Regions from separate parts of the Homo sapiens genome. Here region 1 is linked to region 2. Evidence: read pairs that join two places in POLR2A ChIA-PET (ENCODE). Cell type or tissue: GM12878. All regions are shown on one strand. Links, peaks and the distances in the headings refer to the core of each region. The heading gives the core; the rest is flanking DNA.

Evidence for each region. Peaks named below come from ENCODE experiments on the same cell type or tissue, not always from the same donor. Only the 100,000 strongest peaks of a DNase experiment are listed, where the experiment ranks them.
Region 1: POLR2A ChIA-PET joins it to region 2 with 7 read pairs; 3 of 35 experiments call an interaction of 5 or more read pairs at or near these places.

The regions. Positions count from the first base shown.
Region 1 is chr3:44,777,341-44,780,260 of GRCh38, forward strand. It overlaps KIF15 (kinesin family member 15), which reads left to right. Exons shown (of 35, transcript NM_020242.3): 4 at 775-851. Among named protein-coding and RNA genes, the nearest start is that of KIF15, 17 kb to the left of the region's middle. In GM12878, for the core only: no CTCF peak of the experiment used is centred there; no DNase peak of the experiment used is centred there.
Region 2 is chr3:44,438,557-44,441,476 of GRCh38, forward strand. It overlaps ZNF445 (zinc finger protein 445), which reads right to left. Exons shown (of 8, transcript NM_181489.6): 8 at 1-2,920. It also overlaps the pseudogene C3orf86P. Among named protein-coding and RNA genes, the nearest start is that of LINC01988, 12 kb to the left of the region's middle. RefSeq lists a silencer at 2,838-2,920. In GM12878, for the core only: no CTCF peak of the experiment used is centred there; a DNase peak (open chromatin) is centred at 1,345; H3K4me3 peaks cover 377 bases; H3K27ac peaks cover 2,128 bases.

The DNA of each region.
Region 1 (2,920 bases), core at 156-2,655, 340 kb after region 2:
GGGCCAACATTTAGATCTTTGGATCTTTTTTTTATGTGGAGCATCGCTGGCCAATAGATAAGTAAAACGAGGACTGGGTGCTGTGGCTCACGCCTGTAATCCCAGCACTTTGGGAGGTGGAGGTGGGCGGATCACGAGGTCAGGAGTTTGAGACTAGCCTGACTAACATGGTGAAACCCCGTTTCTACTAAAAATAAAAAATTAGCCAGGCATGGTGGTGTGCACCTGTAGTCCCAGCTACACAGGAGGCTGAGGCAGGAGAATTGCTTGAACCTGGGAGGCGGAAGTTTCAGTGAGCCGAGATTGCGCCATTGCACTAAAGGCGACAGAGTGAGACTCCATCTCAAAAATAAATAAAAATAAACAGTGTAGGGTTGGGAGTTCTTGCATTTGTAGTAAGACTGCATCTCCTTGTAGGTAAAAATGAAAATAAAATGGAGGTATTGACTGTTCAGTGCAAACTTATGAGAAAAATCACTGAAGAAGATGTACAGCCGTTTATTTATGCTAGTACCAGTACAATATCTACATGCAATATGCTCTACAAAATTCTGTATAAAGTTTAGTTGTGTGCTTTAAATCTATAGGTGTATAGGAGATTAATAGATGTAATTATGTGTAAAGTTGAATCATCTTAGATAGTTTAGCCTTTTTTCTGTAGTGGATGTTATCCATGTTATTACTAAGCAATTTTTGCTGTTACATTGTAGAATGCAATTTAGGAAAAATGTTTTCATTTTTATGATATGTTAACATGTTTGGTTACATTTGTAGGAATCTGTATTCGCAACTGTGGCTAAAAGCATTGTGGAGTCTTGCATGAGCGGTTATAATGGTACCATCTTTGCATAGTAAGTTGTTGACTGTGTCCTTATACATAGTACATGCTTGAATTATTTTCCTGTTGCTGTTGTAACAAATTACCACAAACGTAGTGGCTTAAAACAACACAAATGTATTATGTTACAGTTCTGTAAGTGAAAAGTTCAACATGGGTCTCTCACAGGTAAAATCAAGGCGTCAGCAGGGATGCAATTCTTTTGGCAGCCTTGTTGCTTTCTGGAAAATTTGTTTCTTTGCCTTTTTCAGCTGCTAGAGGCCACCCACATTACTTAGCTTACAGCCCTGTTTATCTTCAAAACCAACAACATGTAACTCTTTGACTCTTCTTCCTTAGTCACACCTCCCTCTGACAGCAGCTAAAAAAGGTTTTCTGATTTTAGGGACTAATGATTAGATTGGCCCCTCCTGGCTATCAAGGTAGCAGGGATTACACTCCAAGGTAGAGGAGTAGTGTAGAGCAGAGTATCTGTCTATCTATATATATATAACTTTTTTTTGTAAGAAAGTTTGTCCAGCCAGGCGTGGTGGCTCACGCCTGTAATCCTAGCACTTTGGGAGGCTGAGGTGGATGGGTCACTGGAGTTCAGGAGTTCAAGACCAGTCAGGCCAACATGGTGAGACCCCCGTCTCTACTAAAAATACAAAAAAAATAGCTGGATGTGGTAGTGGTCGCCTGTAGTCCCAGCTACTTGGGAGGCTGAGGCAGGAATCACTTGAACCCAGGAGGCAGAGGTTGCAGTGAGCCGAGATTGCACCACTGCACTCCAGCCTGGGTGACAGGGCGAGACTCCGCCTCAAAAAAAAAAAAAAAAAAAAAACCAAAACAAAAAAGAAAGATTTGTCTGTTTTCCACATTTATTCAATTCTTTATATGTTATGGATATGCATTTATTTTATTCTTTAGGTTATAATCCAGTACTAAAAATTATTTACCTTGTTGTTCTTGTTGTTCCAGCTTTGCCCAATGGGCCCTCCTTGAGGTTGGTTTTTGTGTCCCTTTGCTATAGCTCATCCTTTTGTTTTTTGAGCCCCTTCTTACTTTATGATGCTACAAGATGCTCTGGGCTCATCTTGTGTTTTCCCTGACCTACGCCTAGAATCAGCCATTTCACCAATGAACCCTAATTCCTTTTATTGGAGCATGGTATTTAGAAACCAAGATCTGGGCGCTAGGTGTGTTTGGTTTGTTGCTATTGGAATGCCATTGCTTCTAGGCCTTCTCAGCAGACAGAGCTAGGTAATACATGGCAGGGTGGGTATACTGTCTGGTTTACTGAGGACAATACCAATTGTCAAGTAATTATTAGTAGTGTCCTCTTCACTCTCAAGTGCCTGTTTGGACAATAATCTATAGGATTACCCTATTTGTGGCTGGGCACGGTGGCTCACACCTGTAATCCCAGCACTTTGGGGGGCCGAGGTGCGTGGATCACGAGGTCAGGAGTTCAAGACCAGCCTGGCCAAGATGGTGAAACCCCATCTCTACTAAAAATACAAAAAATTAGCCGGGCGTGGTGGCAGATGCCTGTAGTCCCAGCTACTCAGGAGGCTGAGGAAGGAGAATCATTTGAACCCGGAGGGTGGAGGTTGCAGTGAGCCGAGATCGTGCCACTGCACTCCAGCCTGGGTGACAGAGTGAAAAAAAAAAAAAAAAAAAGGATTACCCTATTTGTAGAGGACTCAATAATATCCATTTCTCATTCTGAGTTACTAAAGAATTTTTTTCCCTCTTTTCTTCCAGAAGAAGGGGGTAAAAAACTATAGCATACTGTTTTCTAGTTTTGGGGGGCATTTAATGAAAAAGTAAATCCAAAATTTTCTGTTTTTGCTGTGAATCTAAGCTAAAGTCTTTTGATATCTTGATTAACATCTTTAAAATACAACTTTTTTTTTTTTTTTTTTTTTTAAAAGAGATGGAGTCTTGTTATGTTGCCCAGTCCTGGAGTGCAGTGGCTATCCACAGCTGTGATTCTAGTGCACCACAGCCTGGAACTCCTGGGCTCAAGCCATCTTTCTACTTCAGCCTCCTCAGTAGCTGGAACTGCCTGGCTTCAACGTTTTTACTTTTAGTTTTTTG
Region 2 (2,920 bases), core at 219-2,718:
AAGTGCTGGGATTACAGGTGTGAGCCACCGTGCCTGGCCAAAAAAATAATTTTTTTAAAAGGACTCCAGGCAATGATAGACTGGATTAAGAAAATGTGGCACACATACACCATGGAATACTATGCAGCCATAAAAAATGATGAGTTCATGTCCTTTGTAGGGACATGGATGAAGGTGGAAATAATCATTCTCAGTAAACTATCGCAAGAACAAAAAACCAAACACCGCATATTCTCACTCATAGGTGGGAATTGAACAATGAGAAAACATGGACACAGGAAGGGGAACATCACACTCTGGGGACTGTTGTGGGGTGGGGGGAGGGGGGGAGGGATAGCATTGGGAGATATACCTAATGCTAGATGATGAGTTAGTGGGTGCAGCGCACCAGCATGGCACATGTATACATATGTAACTAACCTGCACATTGTGCACATGTACCCTAAAAGTATAAAAAAAAAAAAAACAAGGACTCCAGGCATGGTGGCTCACACCTGTAATCCCAGCACTTTGGCAAGCTGAGGCAGGTGGGTCACTTGAGGTCAGGAGTTCAAGACCAGCTTGGGCAACATGGCCAAACCTTGTCTCTACAAAAATACAAAAATTAGCTGGGTGTGGTGGTGCACGCTTGTAGTCCCAGCTAGTCAGGAGGCTGAGGCTGGAGAATCGCTTGAGCCTGGGAAAGTGGAGGTTGCAGTGAGCTGAGATCGTGCCACTGCACTCCAGCCTGGGTGACAGGGTGAGACCTTGTCTCAAAAAAAAAAAAAAAAAAAAAGCAAAACGCAAAAAGCAGTGGTGACCATAGGTCATGAGCAACGTCAGCGGACTTTTGGAAGACATATACCTCAGGGAAGGCCATTACATGTTCTTCAGGCAAAAGGTGGTTAACTAACACTCAAAGTCTCATTGTGACCCTCCCTTCTGCTCCCTGCCCCAGCATTAGTAGCTGGGACCTCTCCACAGAAGCACAGATCCAAAGGCCACAGGGCCCCTCCCTGAGCACAGACACTATGTCAGCCCAGCAGTCCACTCCTCCACCATAGGTCTGAGTTCAGCTCCACAAGGTCCCTCTTCCAATCTCCCACCTTTCAACAATTCTAGCCACGTCTCTTTGTTCCTGCTTTGCACTTTGCTCCACATGAGGTGGGATCAATAAACTACCATCACTCAAAACTGGTTCGGATGTTGAAACTGATGACACTGCAGACACCAAGAGGTTATGAAAAAGTTTACTACTCACATGAGGCCTTCTAGGGAAAGCAAAGCGGGCACCCACGCCAGTCTGTTGGGCTTCAGTGAAAGGACGAACAAGTGGCTCTGGTTTTTGTTGTGGTTATGAGAGCTCAGTGCATTTGACAGTCAGGGTTTGCACAGTTTGAACTTCCCCTCTGACGCAAAGAGGAAGTGGCTGGGCTTTCTTATCAGCTTGTCCAGATCCAGGCAAACTGAGGGGGAGAGCTTGAATGCTATTAGCAGACAAACGTCAAACATGGGGAGACTCTATTCTAGCTCCCCCAGTCCTGGGGTGGCAGCTGCTTAGCAGTTGCTACCTCCAAGACACCTTGGCATTTTCTTCTTGCCTTTTTAGCTACTTAAATATAGTACACTTCTTTATAAGGTCTTTGCTAAAATAACTGGTGTGGTTTCTGGCAACTAAAACCTGGCTGATATAAAATCTCCTTGCTGTTCTTAGCAGGGTTAACATTAACTTTAAAAGGTGTGGTAGCTGGCATACAAGTATTTACTCTCCTTTTCCTCATCTAATAAAGTAGAATGAAAAACATCTCCATCTTCTGGATCCCATTTCTTCATTAAAATTATGAGTTTACAGCTTCTGGCTTCACTTGTTATTTATTAAGCAAAATTAAGGAGATTTAGGCAAGGAGGAGCTTATAATTTCCTATAAAGTGCATGTCTTGGTGACTGTGCGTCAGTATATAGAGAACATCCTCATTTTTAAAAAAACTGTGGCCTGGTATTTCATCATAGATGTACTAGAGTTACTTAAGCGTTCGTTTACTAATAGCCATTTGTATTGCTCCTGTTACCAGAAAGCGGTCGTGATCCAGTCCCCAAGAGAGAGTTCTTGGACCTTGCTCAAGAAAAGAATTCGGGCGAGTCCACAAAGTGAAAGTAGTTAATATTAAGAAAGTAAAGAAATACAGAATGGCTACTCCATAGGAAGAGTAGCCCCAAGGGCTGCTGGTTGCCTATTTTTATGGTTATTTATTGATTATATGCTAAACAAGGGGTAGATTATTCATAAGTTTCCCGGGAAAGGTGTGAGCAATTACCAGAACTGAGGGTTCCTCTCCTTTTTAGACCATATAGTGTTACTTCCTGATGTTGCCATGGCATTTTTTTTTTTTTTTTTTGAGACAGAGTCTTGCTCTGTCACCCAGGCTGGAGTGCAGTGGCACCATCTTGGCTCACTGCAACCTCCAACTCCCGGGATCTAGAGATTCTCCTGCCTCAGCCTCTCAAGTAGCTGGGATTACAGGCACGTGCCACCATGCCCAGCTAATTTTTGTATTTTTTAGTAGAGACAGGGTTTCACCATGTTGGCCAGGCTGGTCTCAATCTCCTGACCTCATAATCCGCCCGCCTTGGCCTCCCAAAGTGCTGGGATTACAGGCATGAGCCATCGTGCCAGGCCTGCCATGGCGTTTGTAAACTGTCATGGCACTGGTGGGAGTGTCTGTTAGCATGCTAATGCATTATAATTACAGTATAATTACAGCAGTGAGGACAACCAGAGGTCACTTTCATTGCCATCTTGGTTTTGACCGGCTTCTTTACCACATGCTGTTTTATTGGCAAGGTCTTTATGACTGTATCTTGTGCTGACCTCCTATCTCATCCCATGACTTGGAATGCCTAACCTCCTGGGAATGCAGCCCAGTAGGTCTCAGCCTTATTT